Linked DNA regions of Mus musculus: all the other regions are linked to region 1. A link is a loop called in an ENCODE intact Hi-C map of the cell type or tissue named here. Cell type or tissue: heart. All regions are shown on one strand.

Region 1 (8,000 bases):
AAGTTCCGACTTTCTCGTCGACTCTCCCTCTTCCTTTCCCTCTATCCCCCCGTCCCCCATCACTATTCTGGTGCTAAAATCCAAAGTCTTGTAGGTGCTGGGTAAGCACACTGCCCAGCCAGCCACTGCCACAAGCCCTCTGGGGACGAGGCGGGGCGGGGCGGGGCGGACGAGGCGGGCGGGGTTTCCAGGCAGGGACTCTATTACTGAGTTATCCTACCCCTTCATATCCTCACTGGGGAATTCTTGCAAAGCAGGGGGTTCGACTACAGGTGGCTGAGAGCCACCCAACGTGAGTGCCTCGCATCACTTCAACTTTTTTTTTTTTTTTTTGAGACAGGGTCTTTGGCCTAGAATTCACTACACAGAACCTCAAACTCAGAGATCCACTTGCATCTATCTCCCAAGCCCCGGGGTAAAAGGCTGCGCCACTGCGACCTGCTGTCATTCATGCTTTTATTTATTATATGTATATGAGTACACTGTAGTTGTCTTTAAAAAAAAATTATTTCATGTATTTGAGTACACTGTCCTCTGAAGACCCACCAGAAGAGGGCATCAGATCCCATTATAGATGGTTGGGAGCCACCATGTGGTTGCTGGGAATTGAACACAGGACCTCTGGAAGAACAGCCAGTGCTCTTAACCGCTGAGCCATCTCTCCAGCCCAAAGATTTATTTTATGTCATTCGTGCTTTTAAGGACGGCATTCTGATGGGGTCTGCTCAGCGAAAGCTTATTCAGTAACAAAGCAGCAAATTCAGGTGTCTGTGCTCACTTGCCGATGCCACGCTGTCTACGAGGCAAGTCTATGGTCACACTGGGGGGTGGGGGTTGTGCTGAGGGAAGCAAAGGGTTGTAGTTACAGCAGGTATGTGAGCTCAATGCTATCGAAGAGGACCCAGGTGTGGTTCCCACCACCCGTGCCAGGCAGCAAAAGGGAAGCCAAAAAAATCAACGAGAAAGGGGAAAATCAACTTCCTATAGAGCGGGAAGCTCGGCCCAGAACTACAGTCACAATGGAGGACCACACACACATCCCCTCCCTGACTAAGCATCCAAAATGGCTGTGAAGTCTGTGTGGTAGGCACAGTCAGCCGCCAATCTTCTGGCTCTGATGTCATCTTCAACGCAGTCCTAAGAAACAGCAAATCAGAGCTAGCCAGGTTTACAAACGTCAACTGAGAGGCAGGGCTTGCCGGGATCTGAAACCTAACAAGGTCATGGTTCTCCTGTATATTCAATGCTGCTGGGATGTTCTCTGATACCTTGAACAAAACCAGTTTGGGGAGGAAAAAGCCTGTTTCAGCTTACATTTACAGTTCCATCAGTGAGGGAAGTTAGGGCAGGGACTCAAGGCAGGAGCTCCAAGCAGAGACCATCAAGGAGAGCAGCTTCCTGGTTCAGTTCCCAGCCTCTGCTCAGCCCAGGATTTGCTACCTAGGATGGTACTACCCACAGAGAGTGCTCTTACACCAATTAGCAGTCAAGAAAATTCTTCACAGGGCATGGTGGCACACACCTTTAATCCCAGCACTCAGTAGGCAGAGGCCAAGGGCTCTCTGTGAATTAGAGGCTAGTGTTCCATGACAGCCTCTGATAAGCCTGGGCTGTCAACTTGGCAGCTGAAGCTAACTAGGAGGTCATTTAAAAAAAAAAGTTTGGGCTGGTGAGATGGCTCAGTGGGTAAGAGCACCCGACTGCTCTTCTGAAGGTCCAAAGTTCAAATCCCAGCAACCACATGGTGGCTCACAACCACCCGTAATGAGATCTGATGACCTCTTCTGGGCTGTCTGAAGACAGCTACAGTGTACTTACATATAATAAATAAATAAATCTTTAAAAAAAAAAAAAAAAAAGTTTATGGGCTGGAGAGATGGCTCAGCGGTTAAGAGCACTGACTGTTCTTCCAGAGGTCCTGAGTTCAATTCCCAGCAACCACATGGTGACTCACAACCATCTGTAATGAGATCTGATGCCCTCTTCTGGTGTATCTGAAGATAGCAACAGTGTTCCCACGTACATGAAATAAATAAATAAATCTTTAAAAAAAAAGTTTATATATGGGCTGAAGAGATGGCTAAGGTTAAGAGCACTTGTTGATTTTCCAGAGCACCTGGGTTCAATACGCAGCACCCACGTGGCAGCTCACAACCCTCTGTAGTTCTGGGGGATCGGAAGCCCTCTGCTGACCTCCAAGGTTGCTGTCAAAATCTCCATATACATAAAGCTAAAAAAAAAAAAACTTAAAAAAATTTAAAAAAATCTCTTTCTCTCTCTCTCTCTCTCTCTCTCTCTCTCTCTCTCACACACACACACACACACACACACACACACAGGCGTGGTGGCACAGGCCTTTAATCCCAGCACTCGGGAGACAGAGGCAGGCAGATTTCTGAGTCTGAGGCCAGCCTGGTCTACAAAGTGAGTTCCAGGACAGCCAGGGATACACAGAGAAACCCTGTCTCGAAAAAAACAAAAACAAAAACAAAAACAGGACAGAGAGGTGGCCCAGTGGTAGTCAGCAAGGCTGGTGGCCTGAATTAACGCCCAAGCACCAACTTGGCAGAAATGACGACTCCTGGAAGTTGTTCTCTGACCGCCACACACTAAATGTGTCCCCTGACCTAATAAATACAGACTGGCTGGGCAGATGTTTCAGCAGTTGGAAACACGTGCTGCTCTTGAATGGGACCTGAGTTAGGTTCCCAGCACCCACATCGAGCAGATAACCAGGCCTGCGACTCCAGCTTCAGGGGAATCCAGGATAGGCATGTGCATATAGCTATAGACATACCAAGAATGAAAAGTAAACTAAGGATCTGGACCCAGGTGGTGCAGACCCCAGTCCTGGAGAGCCAGCTGGAGGCTCTCTGTGAGTCTGGTCTACACAGTCTGGTCTACACAGCCAACTGTGGGAGAGAGACCCTGTGTCAAAACAAACAAGGAATCAAAGTCAGGATTAAAAATAAACAAACACCAGGACAGCCAGGGTTATACAGAGAAACCCTGTCTCAAAAAACCAAACCAACCAAACAACCAAACAAACCCAGCAAAAAAGAGATTCGGCCGCAATCAGTTGTCCCCACTCATGCACATCATGCCCATAGTTGCGCACGTGCACACACACACACACACACACACACACACGTGCAGGATGGAAAGGGAATGAAGAGATGATATTTAGTGCTGACATCTAACACCACAAACAAGAGAAGCCTCACTCACATCTAACTTTGAACTCTTGAAAACACACACACACACACACATCCCAAGAGCAAATACATGGAGTTGCATGGAACTGGCTAGATTTTCTAGAAAATTATTGCTAGAGTGTGGCCCCTTGGAGACCAGCCATCAGCTATTCCGTGTGCTGGAATTTCATCCTTACATCTGGGCAGTCCCTGTCTACAGCTGGGGCGTCTCCCCAAATACCCTGGGGTTGCAAGGGCTGTGCAACTGTTAAGAGCTTTAGGCTGTTCTCACAGACTGGGGGTTGATTGCCGGCATCCACAGGGCGGCTCACAGATGTTTGTAACTCTAGTTCTAAGCATCTATCTCCCTCTTCTGATCTCTTCTGGTACTGCGTCTTGTGGTACACGTATATACATGCAGCCAAAATACCACAGGAGTAAAATAAAAATGTAAAAACTTGGGGCTGGAGACTTGGCTCAACTGGTTAAGAGCACTTGTTCTGCTTGCTAAAGTACCCAGGTTCAATGTGTAGCTCATACGGAGGTTCACCACTTCCTTAAACACCAGACACATATGTGGTGCACAGATGTAGAAGCAGGCAAAACACTCATGCACACACAAAAAATAGATAAAACAAACCTAAAAAAAAAACTTAAAAATATATATGCATGCTGAGTGCATTGGATTCTCTCTGTGGCTATTTTAGAAGAAATATCAGCCCAATTCTGTAAGCAGTGTCACATGAGGTATGTCACATGGGACATGCTAAGTTCCCTTATCAGCTAATTTGCCCTCCTTCCTGTGAGCTCCTGGCCTCTAAATCACTATTCTGCAAGAAGAGGGTGAGCTTGAAACCCTAGTTATCTGCCTTCCCTCCAGAGTGCTGGGGTGGGGCAGATCGCAGTGCTCCGGACAGAGCCCAGGGCTTTGAGCAGAAACAACAGTTGTTGTTCTACAGTTAGGGTCCAGCGGCCGTGACTGATTAGGCTTCCTTTAAGGAAGTGGAAAGCGACCTGAGATCATTCAGGATAAATATCACAGGGTTGGGTGGTGGTGTGTGTCTGTCATCCCGACAGTTAGGAGGTGGAAGCGGGAGGAGCCAATTAGGAGTGAAAGGCCAAGCTCAGTGACATAAGAGTTCATGGCCAGCCTGTGCTACATGAAACTCTGTCTCAAAAATAAAAGGATAAACTAGGTACTACCCTAAGGTAGGATTGACGCGAGGGCCAGGATACTCTAAGAAAAAGGACCTTAGGATCCTGTTCAAATCAAATTGAAAGCAAGGTCATTAGGAGGACTACAGGCAGTAGAACCCAGCCTGCAGATCAGAAGTCGAGCGGCCGCAACCCTCATTGGCTATTTTCTTCAGAACTGACAGCGACCTTAGCCAATAATAGCTTGGAATAGCCTCCCGCCCTAGCTCCGCCTCTCGGATGGTCTGCACCTGCGCCGCTTCCTGATGTACATGTAGTTCCGCAGGAGCCCAGAAGGGGGCGCGAGAGGGCTTGTGCTCCCAGTTCTGGCTCCTTACCTGACTTGGGACAAATACCTATTTGACTGGTAATACAGATTGTTGGTAGTAATGTAGTAAAACACACTATGTCCAGCGTGTAGTCTGCACAGGAATAGTGCTATTGTATTTGTCAGCAAGGGAAACTGAGTAGATACATTAACTAGTTTAGATTTAAGCTTTGGATAAGCCTGTGTGGTGGAATAAGCCTTTAGGAAGTTTAACAGGAGACTCATGATGAGTTCAAGGGTATCGTCGTACATATAAGCTCCCGAATGGCCGGAGCTACGTGTGACTCTATTATTTAAGCCTTTTTGATACAGGGTCTTTCTACATAGATAAGGCTGGCTTTGAACTTACAATCTACCTGCCTCTGTCTTCCTAGTGTTGGGACTAAAGGTGTGTGCTGCCACACCTGGGAGAGATCTTGCTTAATCAACCCCCACAGGAAACTCCATCTGACTTACTGGGTATCTGTCTGTCTCTCTTGTTAGTCTGTCAGAGAGATGGTGATGCTGTTCTGAGCCCTGGCTGCTCTTCCAGAGGATTCAGCAACCACGTGGTGACTTTAAATCATCTGCAACTCTAGTTCCAGAGAATCTGAGCGCCCCTTCTGGCCTTCTTGGGCACTGCACTTACAGATACCCATTACACACACACACACACACACACACACACACACACACACACACACACATAAAAATAGAAATAAAAATTTTTTATTGTTGTTTTTTTCGAGACAGGGTTTCTCTGTATAGCCCTGGCTGTCCTGGAACTCACTCTGTAGACCAGGCTGGCCTCGAACTCAGAAATCCACCTGCCTCTGCCTCCCAAGTGCTGGGATTAAAGGCATGCACCACCACGCCCGGCATAAATGTTTTAAAAATAAAATCAACCCCAAATTAAAATCTCAGTAGGCATTTTATAAGGTTTAATGTATATGAGTACACTGTCTCTGTCTTCAGACACACCAGAAGAAGGCATCAGATCCCATGACAGATGGTTGTGAGCCACCATGTGGTTGCTGGGAATTGAACTCAGGACCTCTGGAAGAGCAGTCAGTGCTCTTAACCACTGAGCCATCTCTCCAGCCCTATAAATAAATCTTTATTTAAAAATAAATAAATAAATAAATAATTATATTTGTCACCTCAAATATTCATTCTTTGTAGGAAGAACATTAGGATTTATTTTTGGTGTGGTGGTGCACGTCTTTAATCCCAGCACTAGCGAGGCAGAGGCAGGCAGATTTCAGAGTTCGAGAAATCCTGTCTCGAAAACAAAAAACCAAACCAAAACAAAAAATATATACTATGTAGGCTAGTGGTTCAAGGGACAAAGATGTCTGCTACTGAGGCTAATGACCTGGATTCTACCCACCGCAGCCAATTACTGGAAGGAATAGAGGTAGGTGGGGTAGCCTTTTTGGGGTCGTAGATTGAGAAGAGAGAGAGAAGAAGGGCACAGCAGAGAGGAGGAAGTCTCCATGAGAGGAGATGGCTGGGAGAAACAGCAAGTATCTGGGGCACAGTGCTGGGGAGCAGCCAGTCCAGCAGCTAGAAGTAGATTAGGGGTGACCCCAGTAACTGTCCAAAGCCAAGTAAAATAACCATAGGCTGAGTCCCATCCATCTGTACATTAGACGGGGATTAGTTTCAATTGGCTTAACTGCACTGGACATGTGTGCTGAGGGATATGTGCACATGTGTGTGTGCACGTACTCACACATGCACATAAATAATAGTAAGATGTAACAAAAATTAAGAACAAAACATTAAAATAAAAAAAAAAAAAGAAGGCTGCCTAGAAAGATGTCTCAGCGGGTAAGCACTTGTTACCCTTGCAGAGAATGGGCTTGGTTCTCAGCACCCACACTGGGCGGCCTGGTCACTGGGATCTGACAGCATGCGCATATCAGACAGGTTTGCACATGTACACATGAATAAGAATAATTGTTTGAGACAGGGTCCGCTCTTGTAGCTCTGGCTGTCCTGGAACTTGCCATGTAAATCAGACTGGCCTCAAACTCACAGGTTCATCTGCTTCTGTCGCCCCAATGCTGGGGTCAAAGGTGCTACCACAGGCTTAATCTTTTTTTTTTTTTTTAACAAGAGTAAATTTTAAAAAATTGGCTTACTAAGCCGGGCGTGGTGGCGCACGCCTTTAATCCCAGCACTCCGGAGGCAGAGGCAGGCGGATTTCTGAGTTCGAGACCAGCCTGGTCTACAGAGTGAGTTCCAGGACAGCCAGAGCTATACAGAGAAACCCTGTCTCAAAAAAAACAAACAAACAAAAAAATTGTCTTCCGTGTGAAGGCGCGATAGCATCACCTCAGTCCCTGGAACTCACACAGTGGGGAGAACTCACCCCCATGTGAGTTCTCTGACCTGCATGTGGCTAGTGCGGCACAAACACATTCTGCAGCATTCTCCCTGCTGCCTTCTCCCTGCCTGCTAATAACCAAAAAAAAAAAAAAAAACAAACAAAAAAAAAACCCAGCTCCTTGTTTCCTCTCTCTGTCTCTCTCTCCCTCTCTCTTTCTCTCTTACTCTCTCTCTCTCTCTCCCTCTCTCCCTGTCTCCCTGTCTCTTTCTCTTTCCCTCTCTGTCTCTACCTCTCTGTCTCTCTCCCTCTCTCTCTCCCTCTCTCTGTCTCTCTGTTTCTCTCTCCCTCTCTCTCTCTTGCTCTGTCTCTCTCCCTCTCTTCTCTGTCTCTCTCCCTCTCTGTCTGTCTCTCCCTCTGTCTCCCTCCCTCTCTCCCTCTCTCTCTCTGTCTCTCTCTCTGTCTCTGTCTCCCTCTCTCTGTCTCTCTGTCTCTGTTTCTCTCTCTCCCTCTCTCTCCCTCTGTCTCTCTCTCTCTGCCTCTCTGCCTGTCTCTCTCCCTCTCTCCCTCTCTCTATCTCTCCCTCTCTCTGTCTCTATGTCTCTGTTTCTCTCTCCCTCTCTCTCCCTCTGTCTCTCTCTCTGCCTCTCTGCCTGTCTCTCTCCCTCTCTCCCTCTCTCTATCTCTCCCTCTCTCTGTCTCTGTTTCTCTCTCCCTCTCTCTCTGCCTCTTTCTCTCTCTCCCTCTCTCTGTCTCTCTCTCTGTCTCCCTCTCTCTCTCTCCCTGTCTCTCTCTCCCTCTGTCTCTCTCTCTCTGTCTCCCTCTCTCTGTCTCTTTCTCTCTCTCTCTGTCTCTACCTCTCTGTCTCTCTCCCTCTCTCTCTCTCCCTGTCTCTCTCTGTCTGTTTCTCTCTCCCTCTCTCTCTCACTCTGTCTCTCTCTCTCTCTGTCTCTCTCTGCCTCTTTCTCTCTCT
Region 2 (8,000 bases), 70 kb before region 1:
TTGCAGTAAACTGCCTTGGGCAGATCTAGGGCCCACCTTTTATAGCTGCTGAGCCGAGGCCACTGGTCCTCCATCTGGGTTTTAGGGTGTCATTAAAATGAATCTAACAGCTGTGAGTGTGCTTCTTGGGTAGGGGCTGGGAATGACCAGCGCATGTGTGGGAGCCCCCACTGATTACTTGTCAATCTTTTTTGTTCTGGTTCCTCCACAACTTTCCTTTTATTCCCTACTACTGTCTGACACCCTCTGTAGCCACGGCAGTTGCTGTACAATCTATCAGTACATTATCAGCCTGCTTAATCCTGGTGGCTTTCCCATCTTGTTAAAAAATTACTGCAGGCCCAGGTATGTTGTGCACACCACCACACCACCCCTGTCCACCTTGCTGCCCTCCTGGTCTCCCTCTCCGTACCGTACTTTTTACTTTCGAACCTCTGGCCCTTTGTATATGCAGCAAGTGCCTATTTTATGATATCTTTTTTGTTGTTTTTGTTTTGATTTTCATTTTTGAAGATAGGGCTGGCCATACTCTGACTTCCAGCGTTCCTCCTGCCTCTGCCTCCCACATGTGGTGATGACAGTCATGAGGCCCATGACCGGTTGTTTTCTCCTGTTTTGCTTTTATTTTTGAGACAAGGTCTCTTGTAGTCCAGGCTGCTTTCAGGCTTGTCCATGAGCAATGAAGCCTTTGCTTCCAAGAGATTTCTGACATGCACAGCATCTCCATCTCCAGCTTCTTCTGACTTCAGGAAAAGATTTTAAATATTTATGTGTGTGTATGTGTGTGTATCTGTATGTGGGTGTGCATAGGTCCATGTGGGTGTCTGCAGAGGCTTCAGATCCTTCTGGAGCCGCAGTCACAGGCAGCTGTGAGCCCTCTGGTGTGGGTGCTAGGAGCCAAACTCAAGTCCTAGAGAAGATCAGTATGTCTTTTAAAGAATAAGTCTTCTCTTCTGTCTGCGTTGTTTTGTTTTGTTTTGTTTTGTTTTGTTTTGTTTTGTTTTTAAAAGACAGATCCTTACTATGTAGCCCTGGCTGTCCTGGAATTTACAATTTATATCAGACTGGCCTTGAACTCAGAGGTCTACCTGCCTCTGCCTCCTGAATGGGAATGCTGGGATTACAGATGTCAACCATCATTTGAGAATCTACCATTTGAGATTATGTTTGAGAGTTTTGAAAACTGGCCATCTAGCCCAGGCTGGCCTACAGCTTAATCCTCCTGCGATGGCCACCTCAGGAGCTGTGTCTGTGGGCTGAGAGAGATGGCCACCTCAGGAGCTGTGTCTGTGGGCTGAGAGAGATGGCCACCTCAGGAGCTGTGTCTGTGGGCTGAGAGAGATGGCCACCTCAGGAGCTGTGTCTGTGGGCTGAGAGAGATGGCCACCTCAGGAGCTGTGTCTGTGGGATGGGACAGATGGCCACCTCAGGAGCTGTGTTTGTGGGCTGAGAGAGATGGCCACCTCAGGAGCTGTGTCTGTGGGCTGAGAGAGATGGCCACCTCAGGAGCTGTGTCTGTGGGATGGGACAGATGGCCACCTCAGGAGCTGTGTCTGTGGGCTGAGAGAGATGGCCACCTCAGGAGCTGTGTCTGTGGGCTGAGAGAGATGGCCACCTCAGGAGCTGTGTCTGTGGGATGGGACAGATGGCCACCTCAGGAGCTGTGTCTGTGGGCTGAGAGAGATGGCCACCTCAGGAGCTGTGTCTGTGGGCTGAGAGAGATGGCCACCTCAGGAGCTGTGTCTGTGGGATGGGACAGATGGCCACCTCAGGAGCTGTGTCTGTGGGCTGAGAGAGATGGCCACCTCAGGAGCTGTGTCTGTGGGCTGAGAGAGATGGCCACCTCAGGAGCTGTGTCTGTGGGATGGGACAGATGGCCACCTCAGGAGCTGTGTCTGTGGGCTGAGAGAGATGGCCACCTCAGGAGCTGTGTCTGTGGGCTGAGAGAGATGGCCACCTCAGGAGCTGTGTCTGTGGGATGGGACAGATGGCCACTTCAGGAGCTTCTTGGTAAAACTTACCTCCCAGAACCACATGGCAGACCTGGTCAGGCCGAGTTTCTGTTCAACAAGGACTGCTTAACCTGAGCTAGACCATGATTCTTTTCTCAGTAATTAACATTTCTAGCTTTAGTCTATTTTGAGGGGGAGGGATTATTTTCATTTGTTTTCGAGACAGGGTTTCTTTGTGTAGCCCGAACTGTGCTGGAACTCACTTTGTGGACCCGACTTGCATTGAACTCAAAGATTCGTCTGCCTCTGGGAATGAAGGCCTGAGACACAACATTCCCCCCCACCCCCCACCCCCACCCCATAGGCTTTAGTCTATAGACGTGGTGGCAGAGACCTGTAATCCCAGCACTCAGGAGATAGAGGCAGGATGATCAGGAATTTGAGATTAGTCTAGATGTAGTAAATTTGAGGCCAGCCTAAGCTATAAAAGACCTTGTCTCAATAAAAAAAATGTTAGGGGCAGTAGCTTATAGATCAGTTAGTAGAGTGATTTCGTCACCTCCATGAAGCCCTGGGCTCCATGTACAGCACTACATGGACTGTACCATAGTAGCACTTGGGAGTGGCATTCAGAGGCTCGGGTGTTATCCTTGGCTACATATTGCAATTGGAGTCCAGCCTGGGCTATATAAGACCCTTAAAAAAGAAAAAAAAGAAAACCTTAAAAGATAATTGCCGGGCTGGTGAGATGGTTCAGCGGGTAAGAGCACCTGACTGCTCTTCCGAAGGTCCGGAGTTCAAATCCCGGCAACCACATGGTGGCTCACAATCTGTAACAAGATCTGACGCCCTCTTCTGGAGTGTCTGAGGACAGCTACAGTGTACTTGCATATAATAAATAAATAAATCTTTAAAAAAAAAAAAAAAAAGACAATTGCCAGACTGGAGAAATGAGATGGCTCACCAGTTAAGAGCACTGGCTTCTTGCTCCTCCAAAGGACCTGGGTTTAATTCCCAGCACCCACATGGCAGCTCAGTTCTAGATTCGGCACCCTCACACAGACATGCATGCAGGCAAAACAGCAATGCACATAAAAAATAAAAAGGAGTCAGGCAGTAGTGGGGCACGCCTTTAATACTATGCACTTGGGAGGCAAAGGCAGGCAGGTGAAGAACAGTCTGGCCTACATAGGGAGTTCTAGGACAGCCAGAATTACATACTAAGACCCTATCTTGAAAAACGTAGAAAAATCTAAAAGAGAATTATTACAATATGTGGCTATTTGATTGTCTATATGTGCACCATGTTGGTATAGGTCAGAAGAGGGTGTTGGATCTCTGAAGCTGGAGTTACTGATGGCTAAACTGTCACATGGTTGCTGATATTGAATCCTAAATCTTCTACAAAAGCATTGATCCATCTTTCAGGTTCTATAAATAAATAAATAAATAAATAAATAAATAAATAAATAAGTAAATAAATTAAAGGAGACCATCTTGGTAGCCCATTCCTTTAATCCCAGCACGAATGGCAGAGGAGGCAGGTGGATTTTGAGTTCAAACAGATCAAATAAGTTTCAGGCCAGCCAAGGCTACACAGAGAGACCCTGCCGCAGAAACATAAAAACAAACAAAAGTCGGGCGGTGGTGGCCTTTAATCCCAGCATTTGGGAGGCAGAGGCAGGCGGATTTTTGAGTTCGAGGCCAGCCTGGTCTACAGAGTGAGTTCCAGGACAGCCGGGGATACACAGAGAAACCCTGTCTCGAAAAAACCAAAACCAGCCAACCAAACAAAAATGTTAGAAGGCACCGCGCTTTACCACTCAGAAGCCGTTCCTTTAACCCAGCAGTCGAATGAATGAACTAAGCTCCGAGTTTCACAGTAAGAGCTTGCTTATTAGCATTTCCGCGGTCCGTGAATGACTAAAATGTTCCAGTTATAGGAGTTTCCAGTCCTGCCTCCCTTCCTCCCGGAGGCGCTAAAGATCCAAGATGGGCCCGCGCCAGCCTGTCTCCAGCCTCTCCGCTGGGGTCAGTTAAACCTCCTCCTCTTTCCCGCCCGCCCGCCGGTTTTGAAAAACCAAAATTCCTGCTGTGGCGGGCAGCTCCACTGGTCGCTGCACGCTGACCAATCAGGAGCCACGCCACTGCTACGGGAGAGACAAACCTCCCCAGCAACGCGTGCTGATTGGCTGTTATTCCCAGCAGGCGGGACTAATGGAGGTCGGGCTCTGGGCAAAGTGGCTCTCGCTACTCTGTTGCGAGTTTGTAAGAAAACAAGGGCGCTCTGGGCGGGGCCTGGGGCGGGCTTGCCTCGCCCACTAGCGGCTGACTCTGGCGGCCAGTACAGTGCCGGCTCAGAGCAGACCCCGCCCGCGCAAGGAAAGGAGGGAGGGTGAGTCTGGGGAGACCCGGCCCAAGGGGCGGGCGCCGAAGGGCTGGGCGGGGTTCCCCGCTGCCTCTCTCGGTGACAGGGGGAGGAGCTAGCTGCGAGCGCTGGGGTCGTACGGGCGGAGGGCGCAGGCTCTGAGGCCGGCAAATGATCATAGAGTTGGCCCTGGTGGCACCGCAGTCCCTAGAGTTCTGATCCAGCTCTTGCTGGTTCCCCAGCCCTGACCTTAACTGGGCTTGGGGCTGGGTGGGTTTCACAGTCCACCGGTATCCACTATGCTTCTGGAAGAAGTCTGCGTCGGCGACCGGTTGAGTGGCGCAGCGGCCCGTGGCGACGTGCAAGAGGTCCGCCGCCTTCTTCACCGGGAGCTGGTGCATCCTGACGCCCTGAACCGCTTTGGCAAGACGGCCTTGCAGGTGAGGCCTGGCTGGCACCCGGCCCCCACACCCCATCCCTACAAGTCTCCTGACCCGGGTTGGTGATCCCTTAAGGTTTAGTCCTTGCTTGCTCTGATGTTGGGTGGGTGGTGAGGATGCGATGGGGGAGGGGATGGCTTTTCAGCTCTTGTCTAATAGCCTGACAGATTCAGTTTCCCTGCAGACCTTTATTCTGTGGGTTCATCTTCTTTTCGTGCCAGTCCTTGAGGACAGCTCATATTTCTTGAGGCTCCTTAAAGATATTCGATCTCTGGAAGATGGCATGCATGTCTTCTCCAAGGGAGATAGCCTTTTTTTTTTTTTTTTTTGAGGTGCCCTCTTGAAGGATCTCTGGTTATTTCAGGGACATCTTCATTTCGGCAGGTGATGTAGATTTTTTCCCCTTTTGTATCTTCTGCGTGCCTAGTAACAAAAACGATTCCTTATTGCTTGAAGGTCCCGTAATTTGGGTGGCATTTATAGGAGAGTCCCACCTTTTCATGGGTACTCATACATTCTGAAGATCATGCCTATGTCTAAGGAAGTTATTTCTCGACAAAGGGGATCCAAATTGTCTAGAGCATCTCTTTCTCAAAAATTCTATGTAGTTCCCAGATTGTAGTGTTGAAGGGGCTTTACAGCCCTAATGATATGGGACTGCTCTGGCCTCAAAGAGGCTTTAGACGCCTTCCTGGTTCTCTCTCTCTCTCTCTCTCTTCAAGACAGGGTTTTTCAGTGTAGCCCTGGCTGTCCTGAAACTCACTCTGTAGACCAGGCTGGCCTTGAACACAGAAATCTGCCTGCCTCTGCCTCCCGAGTGCTGGGATTAAAGGCGTGCGCCACCACTGCCTGGCCCGGTTCCCTTTCTCATCCATTCTCTTTACTTCTCTTGCTTCTTCATTTTCTTTTTTTATTTCTGAGACAAAGTCTCACTTTGCATCTCAGACTGGCCTTGAACTTGAGACTGTCCTCCTGCCTGAGCCTCTGAGGTCCTGGGATTATGAAAGCGTCACTATGCCTGGCTTTTTAATGTTTTCATGAGAGTCACTTTTATAGTTAGGGCTTTTTGTTGTTGTGTTGTTGTTCTTAAGAGAACTTTGGGCTACACAGTAGTGACACAAATTAATCCAGCACTTAATCTTTAATCCCAGCACTTGGGAGGCAGATGCAGGTGGATCTCTGAGAATTTGAGACCAACCTGGTCTACAGAGAGAATTCCAGGACATCCAGAAAGACATCCTGTCTCCGACAAGGATGGGGGTGGGGCTTAGAAGGTGTGTGTGTGGGGGTGTCCTTATTTTCAAAGAACCTGTTCTCTGGGGTCCCAGTCTGATCCCTTGGGTCCTGACTTTCCTGGGGGCGTCCCCATTCCCTAAGGATCCCTTCTCTGTGCTCTGGATTTGTGGTAGACCTCTTTATTCTACCTGACCCTTCTCCAATGGGAACCTCCTGACTTTCTCCTCCCCACCCCCATAGGTCATGATGTTTGGAAGTCCAGCAGTTGCTTTGGAGCTCCTGAAGCAAGGTGCCAGCCCCAATGTCCAAGATGCCTCCGGTACTAGTCCTGTGCATGATGCGGCTCGCACCGGGTTCCTGGACACCCTGAAGGTTCTGGTGGAGCATGGTGCTGATGTCAATGCCCTGGACAGCACTGGGTCGCTCCCCATCCATCTGGCGATAAGAGAGGGCCATAGCTCCGTGGTCAGCTTCCTAGCTCCTGAATCTGATCTCCACCACAGGGACGCTTCCGGTCTCACTCCCCTGGAGTTGGCTCGGCAGAGAGGGGCTCAGAACCTCATGGACATTCTGCAGGGGCACATGATGATCCCAATGTGACCCAAGGCCACTGTCTCCAGCCTTACTGGGTTACTTGTCAACAAAAGAGGAAAGAAACTTTCTCTTTTCACACCTGTCCATTGAAGAAGGGAGTGGGAGGAGCAGTTTGTGGTTTATTGGTGTTGATTTCTTGAGTGTGTGTGTTTGGGGGGTGTTTCTCATTTGTTTTTCTCACCCCTTTTGGTGTGTTGGACAAAGAAGGGGCTCCTACAGGCAACAGCCATCTAAACGGTTCAGTTTCCTCTGCACTGGGGCTGCACCAGGGCAGGGGTTTAAAGCCCTAGCCTCAGAGTGAGGTCATCACTTCCCGGGCCCCTTGGAAGCTGGTGACCTTGGCAGGCTGTGCTCAGAGAGCCCTGAAGTGTGAGCCATCTACTTTGGGCATGTGAGGGGGAAGGGAAAGCATTTCAAATCAATTAAAAGGATAACATGAGTTCATTTTTCTTTCTTGGAAGGTTTCCAGTCTGTTGTACAGAGTTTGAAATATAAATATTTATTGCTTTATGGAAAGAAATTGTTTTGTGTGATTATTTTATGTTTTGGCCCATTAAACTAAGACAGCGATGATGACTTCAGATTTAGGAGTCTGGAATGGGGTGGGTATTCGGAGGGTAGGATGGGACTATGGATGGTGTAGGGTGCTGGGGTTGTCGACACGGTCATTCCCAGGGCGTCAGGGTAACTGAGTTGGGTGGGGCAGCGGTCGGGTGCTGTCGGAACGGAAGAGAGGCAGGAAACCGCGAGTGTAGAAAGGGGCCCCCAGATGTCAGCTGGGTGCCGGGAGCCGTCAGGGTGGAGAAGGGTGGGCGGTGGCTTGTGGCCTTTCCCCGCAGAGGCTTGTCCCGGTGGGTGTGGCCTGCTGAGCAAAAGGCCTACGGGATCCTGGAAGAACGGAGGGTGGAGCAAACTGCGTCTGCAGTGGACATGCTCCTTAAGAAAAGCCCTCAGGGGGCGTGCCGGAGAGAAGCCACACCCCGGAGGGGCGGTTGCACGCGTGCGCGCTAGGTCTCACAGCCGCCATGCCGGAACCGCGCGCCTCTGGGTGCCTAAAGGTGAACGCAGCGTTTGCTGCGCGCTACAGCCGTTACCGCGAGCGTGAGGAACTTCAGCGACGTGAGTGAGGGGCGCCTGCGCAGGCCAAGGTGTGGGGAACTGGGTCTGGTGATGGTAGCTATGAGGAACCCCGTGTATATTCCACAGTGAAAGATCGCTATGGAGATCCGGACGTCGGTGGCGACTCCAGTTCCGAGTCTGACTCCAGCGATGAGCATGTGGTGAGCTTCCGCAACCCGGCTTCGCGTCCTACCCATGTACATGGGGCTTTCCCTAACCGGGCTTGGTTGTCCCGGAGTCTTCAGGACCCGCCCCCATGCGTAGAGTGACAGGCAGTACCCTCCTCAACTC
Region 3 (8,000 bases), 68 kb after region 1:
ACAGAGGTATAGGTGTCCTTGAGAGGCCATAAAACATTCAGACCTCAGGACCTTTGTACATTCTTTTCTTACCACCTAAAAGTGTCTCAAAGTATTCTATGCTCTTTTAAATCCTGGAACCCTTCACCCTGTTAATGTTATCTAACTTAACATTTAAACTACTTTTTAAATGTGTGTGTGTGTGTGTGTGTGTGTGTGTGTATGTTTATGAGAGAGAGAGAGAGAGAGAGAGAGAGAACTGAGTGTAGGTGCACACATGTGCCACTGCCCTCATGCAGAGGCTGCAGAAGAACTTTCAGGAGTCAGCAGCTTTCTGCTTCCACCATGGAATACCAGGATCAAACTCAGGTCTTCTCATTTGTGAGATGTTAAGAATTGGTCCTAATGCTTTGTCTTGATTTGGCTGTTAAAGCTGAGCTTCCCGATAGGAGGGTCCCTGCCCCGAGTTGGCTTTGATTGGTAATAAAGAATTGCCACGGGGCTGGAGAGATGGCTCAGCGGTTAAGAGCACTGACTGCCCTTCTGAAGGTTATGAACTCAAATCCCAGCCATCACATGATGGCTCACAACCATCCGTAATGAGATCTGATGCCTTCTTCTGGTGGGTCTGAAGACAGCTACAGGGTACTTACATATAATAAATAAATCTTTTTTTAAAAAACCTGTACTAAGCCGGGAGTGGTGGCACACGCCTTTAATACCAGCACTCGGGAGGCAGAGGCTGGTGGATTTCTGAGTTCGAGGGCCAGCCTGGTCTACAAAGTGAGTTCCAGGACAGCCAGGGCTATACCTGGCTGAAACCCTGTCTCGGGAAAAAAAAAAACAAAAACAAAAACAAAACCAAAAAAACCTGTACTAATGCTTATGCATAATTCGTATATTAGTGAAGGAAAGGAATATGCACTAAAGGCCAGGTCAGAACCAGTGGGTGGGTACGCTCAGTGTCAGCACTCGACTCCCCAAAGACCTGGGCTCCATTCCCAGCCCTGCAAAGAGAAACAGAATGGGGTCTGAGAACAAACCATTGTTCAGTCTCTCAATACCCAGGGCCACATCAGGATCCACTCTCTACTGCGTACCTGTTCAGTAGGAGAATGGCTTTGTATGGATTAGACAGCCTGTGTGTTGGCAGGGAAATTCACCTCCTATAGCTGCTCGTCCTGGGTATCCAGTTGGAAACATCTTTTCATCTGTCTCATGGCTCCAGCTTTTTAAATGGAGTCAGTTGTTTGCTTTTGGTTTTTGTGACAGGTCTCTCTATGCAGCCCTCACTGACCTAGAACCAAAGATCCAACTCCTGTCTCCCGAGTCCAGCAGGCCAGGCCCTGTGCTCAGTTGGATCTCTATAGGGAAGGCTACTTTCTTAACTGTCCATAACCATTCCTTTTTACAACTAAGAGGCCATCTCACACAGGGCCCAGACCGGCCTGGAATCCCAGCCCTTCTGTTGGGACTGTCTGAGTGCTGGGATTAGACACACACTACTTTTTCTTTCCTACTTTCTTTTTCTCCACATGAAAAAAATTACATTTATCTGGATATGGTGGTGCGTGCCTTTAATCCCAGCATTCAGGAGGCAGAGACAGGTGGATTTGTGTGAACTTGAGGCCAGCCTGGTCTACAAAGTGAGTTCCAGGACAGCCAAGGATCTGTACACAGAGAAACCCTGTCTTAGAGAAAGAAACAAAACCCAAAACAACAACAAAAAAGAAAAAGGAAACAGTTCCATTTATTTCTTTATGTGGGGACGGGAAGGGCGGGCATGCATAGCAGTGTATGTGTGGAGCTCAAAGACAGGGGTCGGCTCTCTTCCACCATGTGGATCTTCTATCTGCAGACTTGATGGTAAGCACTTTATTCTCTGAGCCATCTTGTTAGCCACTTCCTCATTTTTATAAGAATGATGATTCAAATCCTATGTAAGAGAGCAGCAAGGCAGGGTGGCTAGCACCTGTCTTCCTAGCACTTGGAGAGAGAGGCAGGAGGGTCAGGGGTCTAAGGTCAGCCTAGGGAACTTGAGACCCTGTCTCAAAAACAAAAACAGCCAGGTAGAATAACTAATTGGTTCATGATAACCCTTTTTCCTGTTGTCTAATTATCTGAATCAAGTCTGAATTTTAATTTCCTTTCACTTAATCAGGATTTTTTTTTCTTTAAAGACAGGGTCTCACTGTGTCCCTGACTATCCCAGAACTCATCCTGTTGCCAAGGCTTACCTGGAACTCACAACAGTCTGCCTCTGCCTCTAGAGTGCTGGGATTAAATGTGAGGGTTACCATCCCAGGAAAGACGTTGGTTTTTGAGACTGGATCTCCTGAAGCCTAGGCTGGCCTCAAACCCCATTGTCAGCCTGGAGCTCCCAGTCTTCCTTGCTGCCTCTATCTCCCAACTGCTGGGATGTCAGTCAGCCAACACCTCCATGCTGGCAGAATTTTCCTCATAATGGTCTAGTTTATATACAAAGACTTGTTTATAGATGGATCTTGCTCCCTGGCCGAGCAGGAACAGGGACCTAAGTGTGTCTCCTTTGCTGCAACTATGGTCTGGCCAAAGTGGCTGGTGTTTACAGTAGGTAGTTAGGGACAGGAATGAAATAAACAAAGAAATTTTGGAGCAAAGGCATGCTTGGCTCCTGTCCTGCCTTACTCTCAGCCTCTAAATAGCTGAAGAAATAGAAGCGCAGGAGCACACAACAAATGGCTGGGATCTCTGAAATCTCACTGCAGCTAAGTGATGTTTGCAGTGAGGATTCCCGCCTCCAGCCTTAGCCCAGCCCCCAAACAGTTCCTATTTCCCCTACCAGCATTCCAAAGAAATGAGACACAAGCTTTCTGCTCTGGGGGGAAGGTGGGCCACCAGGGATTCAAGAAAGGGAAACATCTCTAAGTAACTCGGGTTTGAGTGTCTTTCCCAGTCCCCAGGGGCTGGACACAGCTGGTAATGCTTGGTGATGTCACCGGAGGTCCCCGTTCCCAGCTATTAGGCAGGTCCAGTGTCAGGAACCTAGTTGGAAACACACCCACACAGAGCACAGAACGAGGTGATGTGGAGACCCTACAGGAACGTACCAGCCAAGAGTGGAGTGGATTATTGCTTTCTTGGAGAGTTAGAGGAAATCCATGATCTAGATGTCCTACCTTCCGGGAGTCAGCGCCCCCACCCACTTCCCTATACAGCTGACAATCCACAACTTACCTTGCTAGGAAAAGGGGCTGGAGAGAAGAGCCCCGCCCTCTCTGGCCTGGGGTCAGGACAGTGGGAGGGGACGGGTGTCCAGACCCTTTGTTTGCTGCTAGGTGTGGGTATATGGGAGACCCTCCAGATGTATGTCGGTCATGCGCGTGCCCAGGCTGGGATAGACTGCTCCTGCTGCTGTGGTGAATTGCCAAGCTGGAGGAAGAGGTGGGGAAGAGAAAGGGGACTCGCCAGCTCTTCCCACCCACTCAGGAGTTTGAGCGCGAGGGGGAGGGGCCACAGCGGGTAAGGGTTTTTATGCCCACCAACCCTGCGGTTCCATGGACAGGAAACACCCCCAAATCTGCAGATCTTTATTCGTTTCAGAAAGCCCCCTCTCCAACAGCTCCGGAAAAGTTGGGGAGGGACCCTTCCCAAGCCAAAAGGCTAGCACTCCTCTCCTTCCACCTGACACCATCGCAAAATACATCCCTTAATCTGGGATATTCCTGGTTCCAGGATGCATCGTGAGTTTCTAAATCCTGTTCAAAGCATTGAAAAGGATGTGCGACCCTGAGTACCTCAAACTAAGATAAAATGGACTCCTTCAAGCCCCAGCCGAAATACAGAGGTTAAGGGGAGCTGGAAGAGGCTGTGGACAACTCCATAAAGTGAAGACCAGAAAAGACCTGTCCAGTGCCTTCGGGGGTCCCCCTAGGGGTAGGGCTGTCAACACTGTCGCTGCTTAAACCTTAGCGACACCCAGAGGCGGAGAAAGGAGACATTTTTAGGTGAGGGATTCTGGAGGGCTGCAGGAACTGCTTACACGAGTGGGAGTGGCGCGCGTGGTGGTGGTGGTGGAGTATGAAGACTGTGTTAATCACCATCTGCTTCTGATCCCCACACAAGGCGAAGTCTGTAGCATCCGGCATGTACCAACCCTGACTGAAATATTGCTTTCTGTCCCAGAGCAGGGTTAAGTCAGAGGGCGCTCCGCTTGCAGCAACACCAAGACTAAAGACATGAGTTTAATACCTGGGATCGCCATTGGGGAAGAAGACAACTGACTCCCGGAAGTTGTTTTCTGACTTCAACATGTGCATTCTAGAACTCACCATCTTCCCCATAAATAAATCAATCTAATATTTCTTTCTTTCTCTGGCTATCCTGGTACCCACGAGGTAGACAAGCTGGCTGCCTCCACCTCCCGAGTGTGCCACCACCACCAATGAATGAATGTAATTTCTTAAGTACTGGAGCTGATGAGATGGCTCAGTGGGTAAAGATGCTGGCTACCAAAGCTGGACGACTAAAATTTGATTCACAGGGCCCACAAGGTAAAGAAGAGAACTAACTCTAGTAAATTATCTTAAGACCTTCACATTGTGCACCCTGCCTGGTGTGCGTGCCTAACACAAACACACACACACACACACACACACACACACACACACACCGAACGCACGCTCAGACTTTTTCTTTTTTTGTTTTCTTTTTTTTTTTTGTTGTTTTTTGTTTTGTTTTCTTTTTTTCCCACGGGACAGGGTTTCTCTGTATAGCCCTTGCTGTCCTGGAACTCACTCTGTAGACCAGGCCGGCCTTGAACTCAGAAATCCGCCTGCCTCCGCCTCGCAAGTGCAGGGGTTAAAGGCGTGCGCCACCACTGCCCGGCCAGACTTTTCCTTTAAAGGCCTGAGCTGGGGAGACGGTTTAGTGCCACCAAGCCTGATGAACTGAATTTGATCAGTGGGATTCACATGGTGGAACAAAACTGACTCCAGAAAGTTGTTTTGATGTTCACATGTGTACAAACACATACAAAATTAATAAAATGTCATTTTAAAAACCTCCTTATTTAGCTGAACATGGTGGTGCACACCTTTAATACTAGCACTTGAGAGGCAGAAGCAGGCGGATCTCTGAGTTTGAGGCCAGCCTGGTCTACAAAGCAAGTCCAGGACAGCTGGTTACACTAAGAATCCCTCTCTGGGGGTAGGGTGTTGGGGAGAACAGAAAAAAAACCCTGACTTATTTATTTTATGTGTATTGTGTCTGCATATATGTCGGTGTGAGTATCAACCCTTCTGGAGCTGCAGTTACAGACAAATGTGAGTTGCTATATGGGTGCTGGGAATTGAACCTGGGTCCTTTGAAAGAGCAGCCAGTGCTCTTAACTACTGAGTGGTCGCTTCAGCCCCTAAGATGTAATTTAAAATTTTATTTATTTACTTATTTATTTAGCCAGGTGGTCCTGCTATATGCCTTTAGTCCCAGCATTTAATCTTCAGAGGCAGAGGCAGTCAGAGCTCTGAGTTCTAGGCTATTCTGGTCTATAGAGTGAGTTCCAGGACAGCCAAGGCTACACAGAGTAATTCTGTCTCAAAACAAACAAACAAACAAACAAACAAATAAATATTTTTTAAAATTTAAGGGCAGATCTGGTGTAGTGGGGCACACCTTTAGCCCCAGCACTGGGGAGAAGAGGTAGAAAGATCTGTTAGTTTGAAGTCAGCCTGGTCTACATAGTGAATTCCAAGACAGCCAGAGCTGTCTTATATACAGTGAGACTCTGGTGGGGGTGGGGGTGGGGTGGGAATTAAGGGCAAACATGATTAAAAAAAACAAATTGTATATTAATGTTTTGTCTGCAAGTATATCTGTCCACCACATGCATGCCTGGTGTAGTCAAAGGCCAAATGGGGACATAATATATATATCCTGGGTTGGACTTACAGATGGGTGTGAGTGGCCATGTAGGTGTTGGGAACAGAATCCGGGTGCTCTGGAAGACCAGCCAGTCTCCAAACTATTGAGCCAACTTTCCAGCCTCAATTTTGACTTTTTTTTTTCCATTTTTTATTAGGTATTTAGCTCATTTACATTTCCAATGCTATACCAAAAGTCCCCCATACCCACCCACCCCCACTCCCCTACCCACCCACTCCCCCTTTTTGGCCCTGGCGTTCCCCTGTACTGGGGCATATAAAGTTTGCGTGTCCAATGGGCCTCTCTTTCCAGTGATGGCCGACTAGGCCATCTTTTGATACATATGCAGCTAGAATCAAGAGCTCCGGGGTACTGGTTAGTTCATAATGTTGTTCCACCTATAGGGTTGCAGATCCCTTTAGCTCCTTGGGTACTTTCTCTAGCTCCTCTATTGGGAGCCCTGTGATCCATCCATTAGCTGGCTGTGAGCATCCACTTCTGTGTTTGCTAGGCCCCGGCATAGTCTCACAAGAGACAGCTACATCTGGGTCCTTTCGATAAAATCTTGCTAGTGTATGCAATGTTGACTTTTTTTTTTTAGAGTGTTGTTTGTATAACAACCCTGACCGTCCCTAAAATTACTCTGTAGGCTAGGCTGGCCTCGATCCGCCGGCCTCTGCCTCCGGAGTACTGGCATAGCGCCACTACCGCCCAGCCAATTTTGACTTTTTGACAGTGTCAATATGTAGCCCTGGCTGGACTAGAACTCCTGGAGAGCCACCTGCTTTTGCCTCTAGCGTACTTGGATTACCGTGGGCCACCACGCCCAACGCGACTAACCTTTTGTTTCTAAAGGATGGTCAGTCTGGTTTCGGCGGGAACTTCCAGAAGGCCTCACCACATACTCCTGGCCCTTTAAAGAAGACCTCCGGTTGCCAATGCCGCCGACTCCCGTTGCTAAGGACGTAACGTCCCGCGCCGACGCTGGGGCGGGGCCGTCCTGCGCGGCGCCCTGGGCGGAAGCGGAAGGGGCGGGGCTCGCCGAGCGGACTCTCTAGCCCTTGTGGGTCCCTGTTCAGCGCCCGGCCGTGTGGAGCCCCGGGAGCCAGTCCGGGCCTCCGAAGCGAAGATGGTGGACTACAGCGTTTGGGATCACATCGAGGTGTCGGACGATGAGGACGAGACGCACCCCAACATAGACACTGCCAGCCTCTTCCGCTGGCGGCACCAGGTGGGGCTGTGCGCGCTCATCCCCTTCCCCCCCACTCCCGGGACCCCCCGCTCTAGAGTTCTGACCTCTTCCCCAGGCCACCTGGCGTGGGGGCGGGGGAGACCTTAGTTATTGACATCTGGAGCCGCCTGCTCCACAATCTAGACTTTTCTCTTTCTTTTCTTTTCTTTTTCTTTTTTTTTTTTTTTGAAACAAAATTTCACTGTGTAACCTTCCCTGGCCTAGAACTTGCTGTGTAGAACAGGCTGGTTTCTAACTCACAGTGATCCTCCTGCCTCTGCCTTCCCAGTACTGGGATTAGAGACATGTGCCTTCATGCAGGGCCGGACTTTTTAATTCCATCCCAGGACTCCTGGCTTCTTCACCGTAATTCTTGACCTGTATCTCCAGGCGTTCTCTCTGTGCTATGGTTCTCTTCTGTTTGTAAGTTTATTTATTGTGTGTGTTCCCGTGTGCACGTGGCACAGCATGCCTATGGTGATCACAGGATAACTTGTAGAAGTTGGGCCTCTCTTTTCACCATGTTGGAACTGGCTGTGGAACTCCAGTCGCCCCACGTTGCCACAAGCACCTTTACACTCTGAGCCATTTTATCAGTTGGTAATACTTTAGTCAGAGTCTTGCCTCTCCCCATCCCCAAGCTGACCCTTGTGTGTAGGGTCCCCACTATCCTGTGCAGAACCTTCTGTTCTTCCTCAGAGTCTGGACCCCAGGTTCTGTTAGGTGATCTCATAGCCCAGCCACGCACCCACTTCATATTGCACGTCTCCCTTCTGCCTCTCCTCACTACTTAGAGTCTGGAGCCACAAAACTTCTGACTATGGCATCTATTTCCCAGGATCTTAGGCATGAATTTCTATTAAAGGCCCAGAGACGACCCCCTCCCCCC
Region 4 (8,000 bases), 140 kb before region 1:
GAAGAGGAGAAGGAAGAATAGGAGGAGGAGGAAGAGGAAGAAGAAGAGGAGGAAGAAAAGGAAGAGAAGAAGAGGAGAAGGAAGAAGAGAAGGAGGAGGAAGAGGAGGAGGAGGAAGCGAGTCACCATGGAGTAGTATGGACCATGAGCATATGGTGAAGAGCAGTTTGTTCTGAGGACAGGTCTGATGGAACAGAAACAGCCCATATAGAACAAGTATTAATGGGGATTTTGTCAGGGAAGCAGACAGATAAGCTTAGAGAGTTGATATCTGCCCAGCTCTAGTATTGGAAGGCTTCTTTGTAAATCTGAATGGTGTCTTTTATTTGGAAAATAATGGGTTTAGTAATAACTGCCACTGTAATAATAGTATATACAGGGGCTGCTGAGATGGCTCAGTGGTTAAGAGCTCTTCCAGAGGTCCTGAGTTCAATTCCCAGCAACCACATGTGTATCTGAAGACAGCTACAATGTACTTATATACAAGGGGATGTATATATCCCCAGGAAAGTGCCAGGCTCTCCACTCACCCACGAAGTCACAGCAATGTCACCAGGACCTAAGTTCAGAAACAAGATTGTCTGAAGAGAATGGGGAGCCCCTCTATGATTACAGGGGTTTTAGAAGAGATTTTCTTCTCAGTGCAAGTCTGATGGATGAACTCTCCCGAATTTGGATATGAAAGTGTTTACAGTTGGGAGTTGAAGCATACAACAGGGGGAATCACCCCTAACATCAACACTCAGAGCAGTCATATATGGAGAAAGGAAACTGCTTACCTCAGGGGCAAAGAAATTAAAACAGAAACTAAATCCTAGAAGCTGCCTATCCCAAACAGACACACACACACACCCTGGCCTGTGGCATTGGTGCTCTGCCAAGCTCACACAAAGACCCAAGGTCTAATCCATGAAAATTCCACTCTGCAGTCCCCTCCAACGCCCCCAAAAGATATGTTTACCCTCTTTCTGCTTGCAGAGCTCTCTCATAGAAGCAAGAAGAAAGAAAAGCAACCTGTGTAGAGGATACTCAAAACCAGGAGGGCTGGCTGGTGATCATAGATAATTCCAGAGATGACAGTCCCCAGACTTCTGTGACAAGCTGGCTAAACAACCCAACTATAAATGCTGCTTCCCTACAAGAATTGTTGCAAAGATACTTGTTGGTTCCAAGGTTGCTAATGCTGACCCAACAAGCTAGCAAAGCCTACCTGTCTGCAGTGCTCTCAGGATAATCCCGAGCAGGGACTCAAGGCCCATGCTATCACAAAAACAATCAAAATAATTCCACAAAGGGACCCAAGACCCATGCTAACACAAAAACAATCAGGATGATCCCACACAGGGACCCAAGGCCCATGCTAATGAAAGATCCTGACAAAATATAAAAGGTCACAGAAGCCCTGAAATTGGCAAAGTAGATTTCATTGTTAGCAGAACTAGTTTCACTGATCTGAAAAAATAGAGGTGCACAATGCTCTGGCCATTCCTTGAACCCGTGTGTCTGCCAATGTTTTGACCGTTCCTTGAACCCATGTGTGTGCCCACTGAAGAAGCCCATTGCCAGGTGTTTGTGATATTGGTTGCTGGGGAAGAGCTGGAAAATCTCCTCAGCAACCACAGCCGGGCCAATCCGGAGTTGCTACACCTGCTCATCTCATCCCACTGCTGCATTCTGACTGCCCACAGCAGCACAGCAGACTGATTCCTGTTGGAGATGGCCCCGGCTAGCAACAGCCTGTGGACAGTGGACAGAAGACACAACGGGGATTGTGGGAGGAGCTATTAGTCTCATCTCTAATACTGGTCATATGTGACCTTCCCCATGAAAGGGGCCTGGAAGGGAGCTTCTAGGGAGGGACACGGAGTTAAGGCCATAAAGAGCCTGTCTTACAGGAGAAAACCTGGGGAAAATAACACTCCCGGGAAGACAGTTGCAGACTGGGATTCTTGGCCCCAGACTTAGATGTGTTTCCAGGAAGGAATATCCAGCAGTTCTTATATCCCTCAGGTTCAAAAGATAAGAAAACTTCTCTACCTTTACCAGTCCTGCTAGCAATGGCCCTGGCAGAGTGCGTGGACACCGATGCTGTAGTGGTAGGCAAGGAACAGGGGCAACGTAGCCAGCTCTACTCAGGCCAAGACAGGTTCACAACTGTGCAGAAGAGCAATCTTCAGCAGCAGATAACAGCAGCAGCAGCAGCAGCGTCCTCTGCGACTATAGAGGGTTAGATTTGAGTACCACTGGAAAGGGACGCATATGGTTTTTAATGAGAAATGCTGATTTATGCTAATTGATCAAGGATAGTATAAAAAAAATGTCCAAAAGTCATTAAAAGGGATTAAGGCTAGAGGTACAAAGGAGAGCCGGTGGGATACCGCGCAGATGATACCCGTGAAGCAGCAACCCATTCCTCCAGGATAGACTCATGAGGTGTTATCTAGGTGAGGTAGAGGGAATAAAGTAGAATAAGTAGAAAAGACATTAGATACTGATTTATTGGTTTATTTAGTGGTTTACTTAAAATACTGCGTCTCTTGCTACCAGGAACAGATTGACCCGGAAGTAACTGAAACAGTAACTGTAACCTGGTGACTGCCGGGCTTGTGTGCCTGCCCCACCTTGGGGCTTTAGAGTATAAAATGACACCGACGAGATCTAGATCTAGAACTGAGGCCTTTTGGGGAGCATCCTGGCTTCGATCCAATCATCTCTCTTCCATTCTCATTGGTGTGGGAGCGCTCACTGACACAGAAAGAGTCTCAAAACAGAGGTAAAAACTCATACACATAAAATAAATAAAACAAAATTAAGAATTAGCCAGCTGTGGTGGCACACACCTTTAATCTTAGTACTTGAGTTAAATCTAAGAATTGTGAGGAGAATGCCAGGCGTGGTGGCACACGCCTTTAATCCCATCACTCGGGAGGCAGAGGCAGGTAGATTTCTGAGTTCAAGGCCAGCCTGGTCTACAAAAAGTGAGTTCCAGGACAGCCAGGGCTATACAGAGAAACACTGTCTCCGGGGTGAGGGTGGGTGTGGGGGAAGAATTCTGAGGAGAAAATGCCAAATCTATAATTGTCTAGCTAAAGCAACTGTATTTGGGGGTGTACCTGGGATGGCAAGCTGGCTGTCTCACCCTAAATTGGGATTTGAGACAGCAGCCCTTGTGGACTTGAGGTCCTTTTGGGGTGAGAGGCGGGGGGGGGGGGATTTCGAGACAGGATTTCTTTGTGTAGATGTGGCTGTCCTGGAACTCACTCTGTAAATCAGTCTGGCCTCAAACTCAGATCCGCCTGCTTCTAGAGTGCTGGGACTAAAGGTGTGCGCCACCACTGCCCACCTTGAGGCCCTTTTATAGGAGAGATAAGGTGTGCATAGGAGAGACAGTTGGATGCTATACATTGTTAGAAAGATACACATAGCCGGGCGGTGGTGGCACATGCCTTTAATCCCAGCACTTGGGAGGCAGAGGCAGGCGGATTTCTGAGTTCGAGGCCAGCCTGGTCTACAGAGTGAGTTCCAGGACAGCCAGGGCTACACAGAGAAACTCTGTCACAAACAAACAGACGATAAATGAAAGAGAAGGAATAAGGGTTAAGGACATAGATCATCTGAATGCGGTTACAGGGTTAGTGTGCACTGAAAAACAGCTTTTGCAGTTTACATCACATCTAAGAAGTAGGAACAATGGATTCTTTTCTGTTGTTGTTTATTTGTTGGTTTTTTCGAGACAGGCAGGTGGGTCTCTCTGAGTTTGAGGCTAGCTTGGTTTATATAGAGAGACCCTGTCTTAGATTTGTTTTTAAAAGTGGGGAGGGTGGCCTGGAGGGATGGCTCTGTGCTTATGAGAATATTCTTCTTCTGCAGAGGACTTGTGTTTATTTTCTAGTATCTACATGGCGGCTCCCAATCACCTATAACTACAGCTCCTGGGCATCTGACACCATCCTCCTATAGCCTCTTTACTCACACATATACACAGACACATACATAATCTTAAATATAAAATGTAAAAATAAAGTTAAAATTAAAGATATATTTGAAAAGGAGGGCTGGCTCAGTTGGTAGAGTGCTTGCCCAGCATACACAAAGCCCTGGTGTTACTTTTTGTTTTAAAGATTTATTTATTTTATATATATGAGTGCTCTGTCTTTACGCACACCAAAAAAGGGAATCATCCCATTATAGATGGTTGTGAGCCACCATGTGGTTGCTGGGAATTGAACTCAGGACTTCTGGAAGCTGAGCCATCTCTTTAGCCTCCAAAGTCCTGGTTTTATCCTCAACACCATCATATAAGCTCAATGTGGTATCACAGGCCTGTTATCCCACTGCTGGAGAGATGCAGACAGGAGAGTTCAAGGTTACCTTCAGCTAAAGATGGAGTCAGAAGACATCCTGGGCTACATGAGACACTGCCTCAAAAAGTGGAGATGTGACTGTGTAGGAAGACACCTGCCTGGTGTGTGCCAATCCTGTTCAATACAATGCTTTCTACTAAGGAGAGCCAGAGACAGATGGGATTATGGGGCCTTTGATAGAGCTGAGATTTTCCAGGAGCTATAGTTGGCTACATGCAGTAACAAAAGAAGGCAACAGGTGGCAGTAGTACACCTTCAGTATGACAACCAGACTGACCCAAAGAGCCACTCAGAAACAAAGCTGGCTTAGCAGCTAAAGGCATTTGCCACCAAACCTGGAGACCTCAGTTTTCTTCTTAGGACCATAGGAGACACACACACACACACACACACACACGTATTTTTTTTTGCCTGAATACACACACACACACACACACACACTGAAAGAATAAATGTAAATTACTAGAGAGATGGTTTATTGGTTAAGAGAACTGGCTGTTCTTCCAGAGGTCCCAAGTTCAATTCCCAGCAACCACAGCTATCTGTAAATCTAGTTCCAGGGGTACAGTGCCCTCTTCTGGCCTCTGCAGGCAATAAATATGCAGTTGGTACACAGACATCATATGTAGACAGAATACCTGTACAAATAAAAAAACATTTCTTAATAACTTTTTAAATTATATGAACATTGGTGTTTTGTTCACATGTATGTGTATGAAGGTGTCAGATGCCCTGGAACTGGAGTTACAGATAGTTGTGAGCTGCTATGTGGGTGCTGGAAATTGAACCTGGGCCCTCTGCAAGAGCAGACAGTGCTTTTAACCTCTGAGCTGTCTCTCCAGCTCTGGATTTGTTTGTTTGTTGCTTGTATTTTGAGACAGGATTTCTCAATATAACCAACCCTGGCTGTCCTGGAAATCACTTTGTAGACCAGGCTGGCCTTGAACTCACAGAGCTCTGCCTGCCTCTGCCTCTGGAGTGCTGGGATTAAAGGCCTTCACCATCACATCCAGCTTAGGTTTTTTTTTTTTTTTTTTTTTTTTTTTTTGATACAGGGTTTCTCTGTGTAGCCCTGGCTGTCCTGGAACTCACTTTGTAGACCAGGCTGGCCTCAAACTCAGAAATCCACCTGCCTCTGCCTCCTGAGTGCTGGGATTAAAGGCATGCACCACCACACCTGGCCTAGTTTTTTTTTAAAGATTTATTTATTTATTTATTATATGTAAGTACACTGCAGCTGTGTTCAGATGTACCAGAAGAGGGAGTCAGATCTCCTTATGGATAGTTGTGAGCCACCATGTGGTTGCTGGGACTTGAACTCAGGACCTTTAGAAGAGCAATCGGGTGCTCTTACCTGCTGAGCCATCTCACCAGCTTTTTAAAAAAATTTTTTTTTTTGGTTTTCTTGAGACAGGGTTTCTCTGTGTAGCCCTGGCTGTCCTGGTACTCACTTTGTAGACCAGGCTGGCCTCAAACTCAGAAATCCACCTGCCTCTGCCTCCTGAGTGCTGGGATTAAAGGTGTGTGCCACCACGCCCGGCTAAAAATATTTTTAAAATATCAAGGTCAGCCTGGTCTACAGAGTGATTTCCAGGATAGGAAGGGCTGTTACACCGAGAAATCCTGTCTTGAAAAAAAAACCTTAAAAGTACTTGTGTTTGTATTTGCATGTGGGTGTCCAAGACGACCAATGTGTCAGTTCCCCTGGAGCTGAAGTTACAGGAGGTTGTGATTTGGCTGATGAAGAACCTGGGAACCAATCTGGTCCTCTGTGGAGCAGAGAACACATAGAGCCGCTGAGCCCTCTCTCCAGCCTCTGTATCATTATTATTATTTTTTCGAGACAGGGTTTCTCTGTGTAGCCCTGGCTGTCCTGGAACTCACTTTGTAGACCAGGTTAGCCTCAAATTCAGAAATCCGCCTGCCTCTGCCTCCAGAGTGCTGGGATTAAAGGTGTGCGCCACCACTGCCCGGCTGTTATTATTATTATTGTATCACCATCATTTGCTATTTTGAATATGTAAGTGCCATTCAGGTGCTGGGCCCTGAACCCATTCCTCTTCATAGCTGAGCCTTCTTTCCTTCTCCACTTGCAGCTTTAAAAAGAAGCAAAAACAACATAAAAACAAATTGGAGGGGGGGGAGCTCACAAGTGTCTTAGGTCCGGAGCACCCTAAGTCCTCTCCTGGTCTCTGATACCAAGGAGGCACGGGCATTGTGCACAGATGCACATGCAGACAAAAATGTCCAAAAGCATAAAAAATGTAAACAATAACTGTATCCTGATCTTGCAGAGGAACCAATTGACTTCAGCCCTGAAAGGGGGGCTCACAACACCCTAAGTCCAGCTCCAGCAGCTCCAATGCCAGCCGTTCGTCTCCATGGAGCTGCATCCACGTGGGGCACACTCACCCAGAAATTACAGAATAGACTAAAGTAATACTAGCTATCCTCGACTGTGAGACCTCAGGCTCGGGTGCTGGCGCAGGGTCTGTGTCCAGGGCAGTTACTGAGGGGCAGGAGAGGCAGTGGCTGTTTCTGGATTCTAGGAATCAGTTCCTACTCTGAAGCTTCTGTTCACCAGGGTCCTACGGGACAACAGAAGCTGCAGAGCAAGCTTGGGAGGTAAGCTCCAGGCTGGCTCTCTCCCTCCTTCCCTTCCAGCAGCATCCCACACTCCTATTAAGCATACCAGGTCAGTCTCTGTACAAGAGGCACTTTATTAACTGGCCGGAATGCAATTACATAAGCACAGGGCTGGGCATACAAGAGGGTGGGTTGGGATGGCACACAAGGCAGGCACAGGAAACCTTGGGACCTCAGGCTGGGAGCGGTGTCTCCAAGATCCTGCTATCTTACGGATGGCCAAAGTAGGGGTGAGGGGCGGGCCTTAGCATACGGTAGGTAAAGTGAAGAACCAGTCTACTGGCTCCCAAGATCAAGAAGTTTGGCAAACAGATTCTCTAGTTTCAAGTGAAAGAAACCAGATAGGCCTAGTTAATTTGGAATATAGAACACACCCACACCTCAGTCCCTGAAACCATCCCTTGGGTGAACTTAAGTTTCTCATCTCTTACAAAGAGAGCAGTGTGCATTACTGGCAGAAAAAGGGCTGGGGAGACAGGCCCTATTTTCATTCATTTTCCAACCTCAAGTTTTCCATTTAGAAGTCATCAGTCAAAGCAACTCTGTAGGGTCTAAGTACAGAGGCCTGCTTTCCACAACTACTCCCAACCACCAGCAGCAACACCAATCGTTCCTCACACAGGGCCCTCCTCGCAGATGCTGTCTGTTTATCCAGAAGACTCCTCCAGTTCTGGGTGCACACTTCTTCCTGTGACCATAGCCAGCCCACGCTGGAGGTGGGGTTACATATGAAGGCACTCTTGGTGGCTCCATCCAGTTCTGGAGCCTGATGGAAGAGAAGCAGGTAGATCCCTTACTGTCTGCCTAGGCTACAAAGGACTAAGAGTGAGACGTGTATTTGCTGGCCCTTAGGTACATCAGCTATGGAGATCCAATTCTGTCCCCGCTGGGGAGCTTGGCGCTAGTGTTCGCTGAGCTGACTTGCCCACTCTCATCCAGTCTTTCCCTCTTGGCCAGAAGGGTTACTGAAATACAAAGAAGCTTGCTGCAG

Evidence for each region. Hi-C counts contacts between places; a loop is a spot of excess contacts. Peaks named below come from ENCODE experiments on the same cell type or tissue, not always from the same donor. Only the 100,000 strongest peaks of a DNase experiment are listed, where the experiment ranks them.
Region 2: a loop joins it to region 1, with 2.6 times the contacts of the local background. A loop is called at or near these places in 6 of 42 quality-filtered maps.
Region 3: it touches region 1 in a loop (2.7-fold over the local background); 14 of 42 quality-filtered maps call a loop at or near these places.
Region 4: a loop joins it to region 1, with 5 times the contacts of the local background. A loop is called at or near these places in 7 of 42 quality-filtered maps.

The regions. Positions count from the first base shown.
Region 1 is chr9:21,217,287-21,225,286 of GRCm38, reverse strand. No RefSeq gene overlaps it. Among named protein-coding and RNA genes, the nearest start is that of Keap1, 18 kb to the left of the region's middle. In heart, CTCF peaks have their summits at 558 (motif pointing right), 3,575 (motif pointing left) and 4,679 (motif pointing right); DNase peaks (open chromatin) are centred at 3,516 and 4,586; H3K4me3 peaks cover 1,312 bases; H3K27ac peaks cover 1,325 bases; H3K27me3 peaks cover 563 bases.
Region 2 is chr9:21,287,569-21,295,568 of GRCm38, reverse strand. It overlaps Kri1 (KRI1 homolog), which reads left to right and starts at 7,600. Exons shown (of 19, transcript NM_145416.3): 1 at 7,600-7,709; 2 at 7,797-7,870. The coding sequence starts at 7,616. It overlaps Cdkn2d (cyclin dependent kinase inhibitor 2D), which reads left to right and starts at 4,360. Exons shown (of 2, transcript NM_009878.3): 1 at 4,360-4,760; 2 at 6,237-7,106. The coding sequence starts at 4,620. The coding sequence ends at 6,596. Ap1m2 (adaptor protein complex AP-1, mu 2 subunit) reads left to right here. Exons shown (of 11, transcript NM_009678.2): 11 at 1-112. In heart, CTCF peaks have their summits at 3,980, 4,252 and 7,523; DNase peaks (open chromatin) are centred at 4,168, 6,068, 6,358, 7,478 and 1 weaker place; H3K4me3 peaks cover 4,563 bases; H3K27ac peaks cover 4,538 bases.
Region 3 is chr9:21,148,867-21,156,866 of GRCm38, reverse strand. It overlaps Cdc37 (cell division cycle 37), which reads left to right and starts at 6,933. Exons shown (of 8, transcript NM_001378796.1): 1 at 6,933-7,111. The coding sequence starts at 7,010. It overlaps Gm35977 (a long non-coding RNA gene), which reads right to left and starts at 6,899. Exons shown (of 4, transcript XR_870568.3): 1 at 6,721-6,899; 2 at 4,001-4,134; 3 at 3,196-3,390. It overlaps Gm39301 (a long non-coding RNA gene), which reads right to left and starts at 1,220. Exons shown (of 2, transcript XR_870566.2): 1 at 1,080-1,220; 2 at 857-986. In heart, CTCF peaks have their summits at 3,916, 6,838 and 7,057; DNase peaks (open chromatin) are centred at 2,826, 3,306, 4,016 and 6,896; H3K4me3 peaks cover 3,540 bases; H3K27ac peaks cover 3,504 bases.
Region 4 is chr9:21,354,092-21,362,091 of GRCm38, reverse strand. Slc44a2 (solute carrier family 44, member 2) reads right to left here. Exons shown (of 23, transcript NM_001359227.1): 23 at 7,064-8,000. Among named protein-coding and RNA genes, the nearest start is that of Ilf3, 9.8 kb to the left of the region's middle. In heart, a CTCF peak has its summit at 4,597 (motif pointing right); a DNase peak (open chromatin) is centred at 4,631; H3K27me3 peaks cover 1,322 bases.